Regions from separate parts of the Homo sapiens genome. Here region 2 is linked to region 1. The links are chromatin loops, found by intact Hi-C in ENCODE. Cell type or tissue: PC-3. All regions are shown on one strand. Links, peaks and the distances in the headings refer to the core of each region. The heading gives the core; the rest is flanking DNA.

The links. Peaks named below come from ENCODE experiments on the same cell type or tissue, not always from the same donor. Only the 100,000 strongest peaks of a DNase experiment are listed, where the experiment ranks them.
Region 2: it touches region 1 in a loop (2.6-fold over the local background); 1 of 110 quality-filtered maps calls a loop at or near these places.

Annotation. Positions count from the first base shown.
Region 1 is chr2:63,216,681-63,221,179 of GRCh38, reverse strand. The region is part of intron 14 of WDPCP (WD repeat containing planar cell polarity effector); the gene reads left to right. Among named protein-coding and RNA genes, the nearest start is that of OTX1, 170 kb to the right of the region's middle. RefSeq lists a silencer at 1,840-2,040. In PC-3, for the core only: no CTCF peak of the experiment used is centred there; a DNase peak (open chromatin) is centred at 1,849; H3K27ac peaks cover 612 bases.
Region 2 is chr2:63,280,193-63,284,691 of GRCh38, reverse strand. The region is part of intron 13 of WDPCP (WD repeat containing planar cell polarity effector); the gene reads left to right. Among named protein-coding and RNA genes, the nearest start is that of OTX1, 230 kb to the right of the region's middle. In PC-3, for the core only: no CTCF peak of the experiment used is centred there; no DNase peak of the experiment used is centred there.

The DNA of each region.
Region 1 (4,499 bases), core at 276-4,275:
CTCTTATCTCATTGTTGAAAAATAGGCATATACTATTCACAATAGCAAAGACATGGAATCAACCCAAATGCCCATCAATGATAGACTGGATAAAGAAAATGTGGTACATACACAACATGGAATACTATACAGCCATAAAAAGAATAGGATCATGTCCTTTGAGGGACAGGGATGGAGCTGAAAGCCATTATCCTTAGCAAACTAATGCAGGAACAGAAAACCAAATACTACATGTTGTCACTTGTAAATGGGAGGTGCACAATGAGAACACATGGACACAGGGAGGGGAACAACACACACTGGGGCCTTTTGGTGGGCAGGGGGAGGGAGAGCATCAGGATAAATATAGCTAATGCATGCAGGGCTTAGTACCTAGGTGATGGGTTGATAGGCAAACCACCATGGCACATGTTTACCTATGTAACAAACCTGCACATCCTGCACGTGTATCCTGGAACTTTAAATTAAATTTAAAAAAAGAAAAATATGCATATAATAATGTACTACATTCATTTATACATCACTGCATAGTAACTTTAACTTCCATACCTGCATTTTGTCTGCACTACTGGGTAATTTCACAAACCCTTGCCAATCGACAGCTAGAAAGAACTTCAGACAAAAAAAAACTACAACGACTCAGAGTAAACCTTCTAATATGCCAAGCAATAAACAGTAGTTATCAGAAGACATAATCCAAGTTGGAGACACCATTTTCCTCCAAAACATATCCATACTATCAATTTTAGCTAAACATTTCCTAGAGCCATTCAGGGTCACAGATGTAACCAACCACCTAATATTCAGCCTAGAGTTGTTTATGTTCAGTCAGATTTAGCCCCCTTCTCTTTTTCTGCTGATCCCTACTTCTCTCATTAAGTTCTCACCCCATTCTCCAATCCCAGAAGCTAACAAATTCTCAAAAACTCCATGGCCAGCTCTGAAATTGATGATAATGGGAATCAATCAGTTTTCTAAAACCAGAAAGTGCTAAAATACATGTGCAACTTTTATTGGCTTAAAATCTGGCTTCAGCTACCCAAATCTATGCCTTTAAGTTAAAACTTAAGGATGACATATTTCAGGTAGCAGAAGAAGGAGGTGCAGTCAATGTCGCCAAAGGCTTTTGTTGTTTGTTGTGTTTTTACTATACCTTTTTATTTTTTATTTTTTTTTGGGAGACAGAGCCTCACTCTGTCGCCCAGGCTGGATTGCAGTGGCGCGATCTTGGCTTACTGCAACCTCTGCCTCCTGGGTTCAAGCGATTCTTCTGCCTCAGTCTCCCGAGTAGCTGGGACTATAGGTGCTGCCACCACCCCCGGCTAATTTTTGTATTTTCAGTAGAGATTGGGTTTCACCATATTGGTTGGCCAGGCTGGTCTCGAACTCCTGACCTCGTGATCTGCCCGCCTCAGCCTCCCAAAATGCTGGGATTACAGGCGTGAGCCACCGTGTCCGGCCTGTTTTTACTATATCTTAATATGCATACATTCAGTGAAAATGATACATATTTTAATTCATTCACATTAGAATTTTTTAGATGTGTAAAAATTATAGAAAATGTTGGAAGCAAGATAAATAACCAAAGTTTTAACAATTTTGTTAAAATATTAAGTTTTTATCATTCTTACATCAATCACTTTAAGAAAATACAAGACTACTCTTTTAAATGGAAGAAAAGTATCTGCTTGAGGACTTCAACTTTAATCTGGGGTTTTCAAACACTGATATGGTTGCATGGCCTTTTAAAAGCCTTTGGGCACAAAACTGATAAAATGTGGTTTTACTTATTGGCATGCCTGTGCAACAAAGCATTTGAGAGGCATGACTGACAGGCCGGAAGTATGTATGAGGGAAAACCTATGCTTATGTCTGCTTCAGTGACTTTTTTAGCCACACCCTACTTGTAAATTGTAAACTGTCATTCAGAGTAGCATAGTGATGTTTCAAACAAGTCAGGTTATAATACCTCTACTTCTTTTGTCTTAATGCCCAGAGGTGAATTCAGAAAATGTTCCTATGTTTTGGCTCGTAAAAGCATCCATCTGGAAAATACTAAATAACAAACCCTAATAGTAAAGAGCATTGCAAAGATTTATGACACTATGCATACATGTAAATTGTATATTTAAACATCATAATTAGCTAACTCAGCCTTCATTGTAGTTCAGCACGTATTTCAGGTTGAGGACAAAGAAAAGCATTCTATTGTTTTGTGTCAGGTTTTAAGCCATATTTTAAAACATACTATTAACCCTATATACTGAATTAAAATTGCAATTAATAACAAAAACTTCATTGGAGATTTTTAGTATCTAAAAAGAACTATAGAACAATCTGTATTTTCGCTAGCTGCAGTGGCTCACACCTGTAATCCCAGCACTTTGGGAGGCCGAGGTGGGCAGATCATGAGGTCAAGAGATCAAGACCATCCTGGCCAACCAACATGGTGAAACCCTGTCTCTACTAAAAAAATACAAAAATTAGCTGGGCGTAGTGTCGCACGCCTTTAGTCCCAGCTACTCAGGAGGCTGATGGAGGAGAATCGCTTGAACCCGGGAGGCGGAGGTTGCAATGAGCCGAGATAGGGCCACTGCACTCCAGCCTGGGTAACAGAGCGAGGCTCCGTCTCAAATAATAATAATAATAAAATAAATAAATAAAAGAACAATCTGTATTTTAAAGCATGCTGTATTTTATGAGAAACATCCAATTTAACTTTAAGATATTAAACAGAAACACATATATGTTCCCATCATACTTTTCTTACAACTGTACAGTTCTGAACTGAAATAAGGCATGAAAACAAATATTAGTTTGACTTTTATTAATAGTGCTAATATCCCTTCCTGAATATAAGATAACGCTATCATATTTCTAATAAAAGTAATATATATTCATTTGTAAAATTCATACAGTACAGGAAAGCATAATATATTCAATAAAAATGCCCCATAATCCCCTCCTTCACTGACCAGAAACTTTACTTAAAACAAAATAATTTTTGTGGTCTAAATTTCAATAAGGGTAGTAATTCAAATGTATAGCTTTTAGATAAGTATTAAAGGTTTTAATCCATTTACCATAAATTATCAAATTGAATTCTCATTAGTACTCAAATTTTAAGGTAAAGAGCATTCTGTATAACTGCTCAGTAAATTAGTACTCAATAATGATACTTCAAATTTTTCATTTCTGAAGGATATCTCCACAGAGGCAACCTTAAGGGGACAACCTTAAATAGCCTAATCTTTATCAAGGAGTTCAATTGTGGGATTCTTGGGTTTTTCTTTTTGAGGTGGACCAAACTGCAAAATGATGTCTCAGGAACCCCATTTATCTGACAACTAAGAAAAGATAAACACCTGTAAGTCGATGTTTAAAGCCCAAACTAGTTTTGAAGTAACAAGAAAGAGAAAGCTAATAGTTCAAATTTCAGTCGCTTTTCATCTAAACCCATCAATGTGTGCACTGGTCCATTAATTATGTGGCTCAGCACAAAATGATATGTTAGTCTTCCCTTTTACTCTAAGATGACAGCTGAGAGGTAAAGTTTTAGTTCAGGAGAAAGAAAGCTATTTCAAATACTTTATTTGTTGGTCTCAAGAATGTACCTAAATCATGAATGAAAATGAAAAATTTTCCTAATTGAGGATCAAACCAATTATTTCTTTGATCACTCTGTTAGAACCTAAATAATACTAAGGTCAAGGATTTAAAACTCATGATACTAATACACCCAGCTTTTCCAGATTAATGAAATATTTTAAAGCAGAGGTAGGCAATTTATTTTTCTGTAAAGGGCCAGATAGTATTTTAGGTTTTGTGGGCCACACAGTTTCTGTCACAACTACTTGACTCTGCCCTTGTAGTCCAAAAGCAGCCATAGATGATAGATAAATGAATAATCAAGGCTGAGTTCAATAAAACTGAATTTATGGACATAAATATAAATTCTATATAACATTGACAGATCTCAGAAAATTCTTTTGATGTTTTTCCAACCATTAAAAAGTAAAAACCATTCTTACCTCAAAAGTTAAAGACTAACAGGCATCAGCCTGGATTTTGTCTGAACTTAGTTTGGTGAACCCTGTTCTAACAGATTGTTTTGGTTCTTGATTTATAGACTGTACCTATGCTTCAAAGGAAAAACGTATCACTGAGGTATTTTTTTAAATTTTGTTTAAAGTATTTGATAGGTTCAAGAATCCTACCAATTGCCAGAATAATTATTGGAAGTAATGCCATTTAAAATATTTCTTTCAGGTGAACCCAATTCAGTGTCTTTAGACCACATTTTCATTATAGTAGTCCTTAGTAGAAAACATCAGTTTTCAGTATAAAACCTTTTGTTCCATTTACTTCATTAAAAAATTTCCTAAGCTAATAAATTTTTAGGAAAAAAATTAAGTTTGGCCATGTTCTACATTAACTATTTTATTTATTTTTTTTTAGTTTTTTTTTTATTAAACTTTAAGTAAGTTCTAGGGTACATG
Region 2 (4,499 bases), core at 289-4,288, 63 kb before region 1:
ATCCCTTTGTCTAACATATTCATACTTTATACAGCTACCTGCCCATTTGTCACTTAGTAGCCATCTTAGTTATTATATCAACTGTAAAACTATTACAGTGCTTGTGTTCAAGTTACCTTTAGTTTGCCAAATTATGGCCCCAAAGCTCAAAAGTAGTAATTCTGACAATTCGGATATACCAAAGAGAAACCTTTTTAAAGTGCTTAATTTAAAAGAAAATGTGCAAGTTCTCAACATAATAAGGAAAGATTAAAAAATCATATGCTGAGGTTGCTAAGATATATGGTTAGAACATTTTCTGTCCATGAAATTGTGAAGAAGGAAAAATAAAACCATGCACAGTATATATAGGATTCAGTATTATCCATGCTTTCAGGCATCCACTGGGGACCCCCCACAGGTAAGGGGGGACTACTTTATGCATGTTTAAGTTATAACCATCTGCTTTCAAATAATATACCACTTCATGGATAGTGTAAGAACATGACAACAGTATATATTCATTCCTCCTATCTTCTGTGCTATTGTTATTAATTTCACTTTTATATATAATACATGCCATAATACATTGAAACTGTTTTTGCTCCTAGTTTTTAATGTAAAAAAAAAAGTCTTTTATATGTACCCATGTATTTACCATTTTGGTACTCTTCATTCCTTTATATCATTCCAAGTATCTATCCGATATATTTTCTTTTTTGACTGAATAACCTTGTTTAGTATTTTTGTTGCACTGGCCTTTACTGATAAATCCTCTCAGCTTTGTATCACCTTCATTCCTCATTAGAATTCCTCATTGTTCTCTAAGTTACTCCTAAGATACAGGAGCAAACAGAATCGAAACAACACAACTACCTCGTTGGTCATAATATACAGCACTGCCCTAGCACTGTTTAGAACCTTAGTGCCAGTGATACGGAATTACAGACAAAAAGTCACAACCCTAATTCCAAAGTACTCAAAATGTTACAGATTTTGAAGCATTTTGGATTTTTAGATTTGGGATGCTGTGCTTGTCCTGAGCGTGTTATTGTATTGGAGAAAGAGCTAGAACAGAGGTTGGCAAACTTTTTTTGTAAAGGCCAGATAGTAAATACTTCAGGCTCTGCAGGCCACAGTCTCTGTCACAACTATTCAACTCTGCCACTGCAGCTCAGAAACAGCCATCGGCAATATGTAAACAAATAAGTATGGCTACGTTCTAATAAAACTTTATTTACAAGAACTGGTCATAGGCTGTATTTGGCTCACAGGCTGCGCTTTATCAACATATATACAATGTTTATAGAATGTTTGAATAATTATACAAATATTAATCCTACTTGTAAAATTATAAAAGCATTCCAAAAGCTGGGTGTGGTGGCATGCACCTGTAATCCTAGTGACGCAAGGGGCTTCAGGCAGGCGGATTGCTTGAGCCCAGGCCTTTGAGGCCAGCCTGGGCAATATAGCAAAACCTCTTAAAAAAAAATTCTAAGATTTCTTTGCAGTTCTTTTCTTTGTAAATGCATCCCACAAGCGATTAAAAAACATTTATATTTTAAAGTGACTTGAAATCATGTTCTTCATAAAGTTATGCCACAAATTTGATACACAGTCAGGCCACTATATCTGTTAGTTCCCCATCCATGGATTCCACCAACCATGGATCAAAAACATTCAGAAAAAAAAATTCCACGAAATTCCAAAAAGCAAAACTTCAATTTTTCCCAAGCCAAACGCTATGTTGAATCCACATTAAAGAAATAATGTGTAGGAATTATAGTAAGTGTTATAAGTAATCAAGAGATGATTTAAAGTGTTTTGGGAATATGTGTGTAGGTTATGTGGAAATGCCAGGCCATTTTATATAAAGGACATGAATATCAGTAGATTTTGGTATTCTTGGGGGTGGGGGAAGTCATGAGACAAATCCCTCATTAATACTGAGGGACCACTATACTACTAAGTTCATTTAGTTAATTTTGCTTCTGATTATTGAGAACTGCCTTTCACTTTTATTTATTTTATAATTATGTAAAAATGTATATGGCTGTAAAGTAACATCATCAAAAAAATTACATTCAGAGAGATCCAATTTTAATCTATGTTTTATAAATCAGTTGGCTGTAAAGATGTAGATTTCTTTCTGAGTTCTCTATTCTGTTCCATCGATCTATGTGTCTGTTTGTTTGTTTATTTATTTATGAGACAGAGTCTCGCTCTGTCGCCCAGGCTGGAGTGCAGTGGCGCGATCTCGGCTCACTGCAACCTCTGCCTCCCAGGTTCAAGCAATTCTCTTGCCTCAGCCTCCTGAGTAGCTGGGACTACAGGTACGCACCACCACGCCCAGCTAATTTTTGTATTTTTAGTAGAGACAGGGTTTCACCATGTTGGCCAGGCTGGTCTTGAACTCCTAACCTCATGATCCACCTGCCTCAGCCTCCCAAAGTGCTGGGATTACAGGCGTGAGCCACTGCGCCCGAGCCCATGTCTGTTTTTATACCAGTTCCATGCTTTTTGGGTTACCATAACTTTGTATTATATTTTAGTAGCGTGCCTTCAGCTTTGGTCTTTTTGCTCACATTGCTTTGGTATTTAGAGTTGTTTGTGGTTCTATAATACTTTTAGGATTATTTTATCTATTTCTGTGAAGAATGTCATTGATATTTTGATAAGGATTGCAGTGAATCTGTAGATTGCTTTGGGTGGTATGGTTCATTTTATTTTTTTTTTATTTCAATAGGTTTTAGGGAAACAGGTTGTGTTTGGTTACATGAATAAGTTCTTTAGTGGTGATTTCTGAGATTTTGGTGCACCCATCACCCAAGTAGTGTCCATTATACCCAATTTGAAGTCTTTTATCATTCACCGCACCCCCACCATTTTCTCTGAGTCTCCAAAGTCCATTGTATCATTCTTACAATATTGTGTCGTCATAGCTTAGCTCCCACTTGTGAGTGAGAACATACGATGTTTAGTTTTCCATTCCTGAGTTACTTCACTTAGAATAATAGTCTCCAATTCCATCCAGGTTGCTGCAAATGCCATTATTCAATTCCTTTTTATGGCTGAGTAGTATTCCATAGTATATATATATCACATTTTCTTTATCCGCTCGTTGATTGGTATTTGGACTGGTTCCATATTTTTGCAATTGCAAATTTTGCTACTATAAACATGCAGGTGCAAGTATCTTTTTTGTATAATGACTTCTTTTCCTCTGAGCAGATCCCAGTAGTGGGATTTCTGGATCAAATGGTAGTTCTACTTTTAGTTCTTCACAGAATCTCCACACTGTTTTCCACAGTGGTTGTACTAGTTTACATTCCCACCAACAGTGTAAAAGTGTTCCCTTTTCACCACATCCACACCAACATTTTTTTAAAAAATTCTTTTATTATGGCCATTCTTGCAGAAGTAAAGTGGTATCACATTGTGGTTTTGATTTGCGTTACCCTGATAATTAGTGATGTTAAGCATTTTCCCATATGCTTGTTGGCCATTTGTTTATCTTCTTTTGAGAATTGTCTATTCATGTCCTTAGCCTACTTTTTTTATGGGATTGTTGGGTTTTTTTTTCTTGCTGATTTGAGTTCTTTGTAGATTCTGGATATTAGTCCTTCGTTAGATGTATAGATTGTGAAGATTTTCTCCCTTTCTGTGGGTTGTCTGTTAACTCTGCTGATTATTTCTTTTCCAGTGCAGAAAAACTTTTTTAGTTTAATTAAGTCCCATCTACTTATCTTTGTTTTTGTTTCATTTGCTTTTGGGTTGTAGTCATGAAGTCTTTGCCTAAGCCACTGTCTAGAAGGGTTTCTCTGATGTTATCTTCTAGAATTTTTATAGTTTCAGGTCTTAGATTTAAGACTTCAATCCATCTTGAGTTGATTTTTGTATAAAGTAAGAGATGATAATCCAGTTTCATTTTCTGCATGTAGCTAGCCAATTATCCCAGCACCATTTATTGAAACGGGTGTCCTTTCCTCACTTTATGTATTTGTTTGCTTTGTTGAAGATCAGTTAGCTGTAAATATTTGCCTTTATTTCTGGGTTATTTATTCTGTTCCATTGGTCTATGTGCCTATTTTTATACCAGTACCATGCTGTTTTGGTGACTGTAGTCTTAGGGTATGGTTTGAAGTTGGGTAATGTGATGCTTCCAGATTTGTTCTTTTTGCTTTGTCTTGCTTTGGCTCTGTGGGCTTGATATGGTTTGGCTGTGTCCCCACCCAAATCTCAACTTGAATTGTATCTCCCAGAATTCCCACGTGTTGTGGGAGGGACCCATGGGGAGGTAATTGAATCATGGGGGTCGGTCTGTCTCATGCTATTCTTGTGATAGTGAATAAGTCTCACAAGATCTGATGGGTTTATCAGTGGTTTCCGTTTTTGCTTCTTCCTCATTTTTTCTCTTGCCTCGGCCATGTAAGAAGTGCCTTTCACCTCCTGTCATGATTCTGAGGCCTCCCCAGCCATATGGAGCTGTAAGTCCAATTAAACTTCTTTTTGTTCCCACT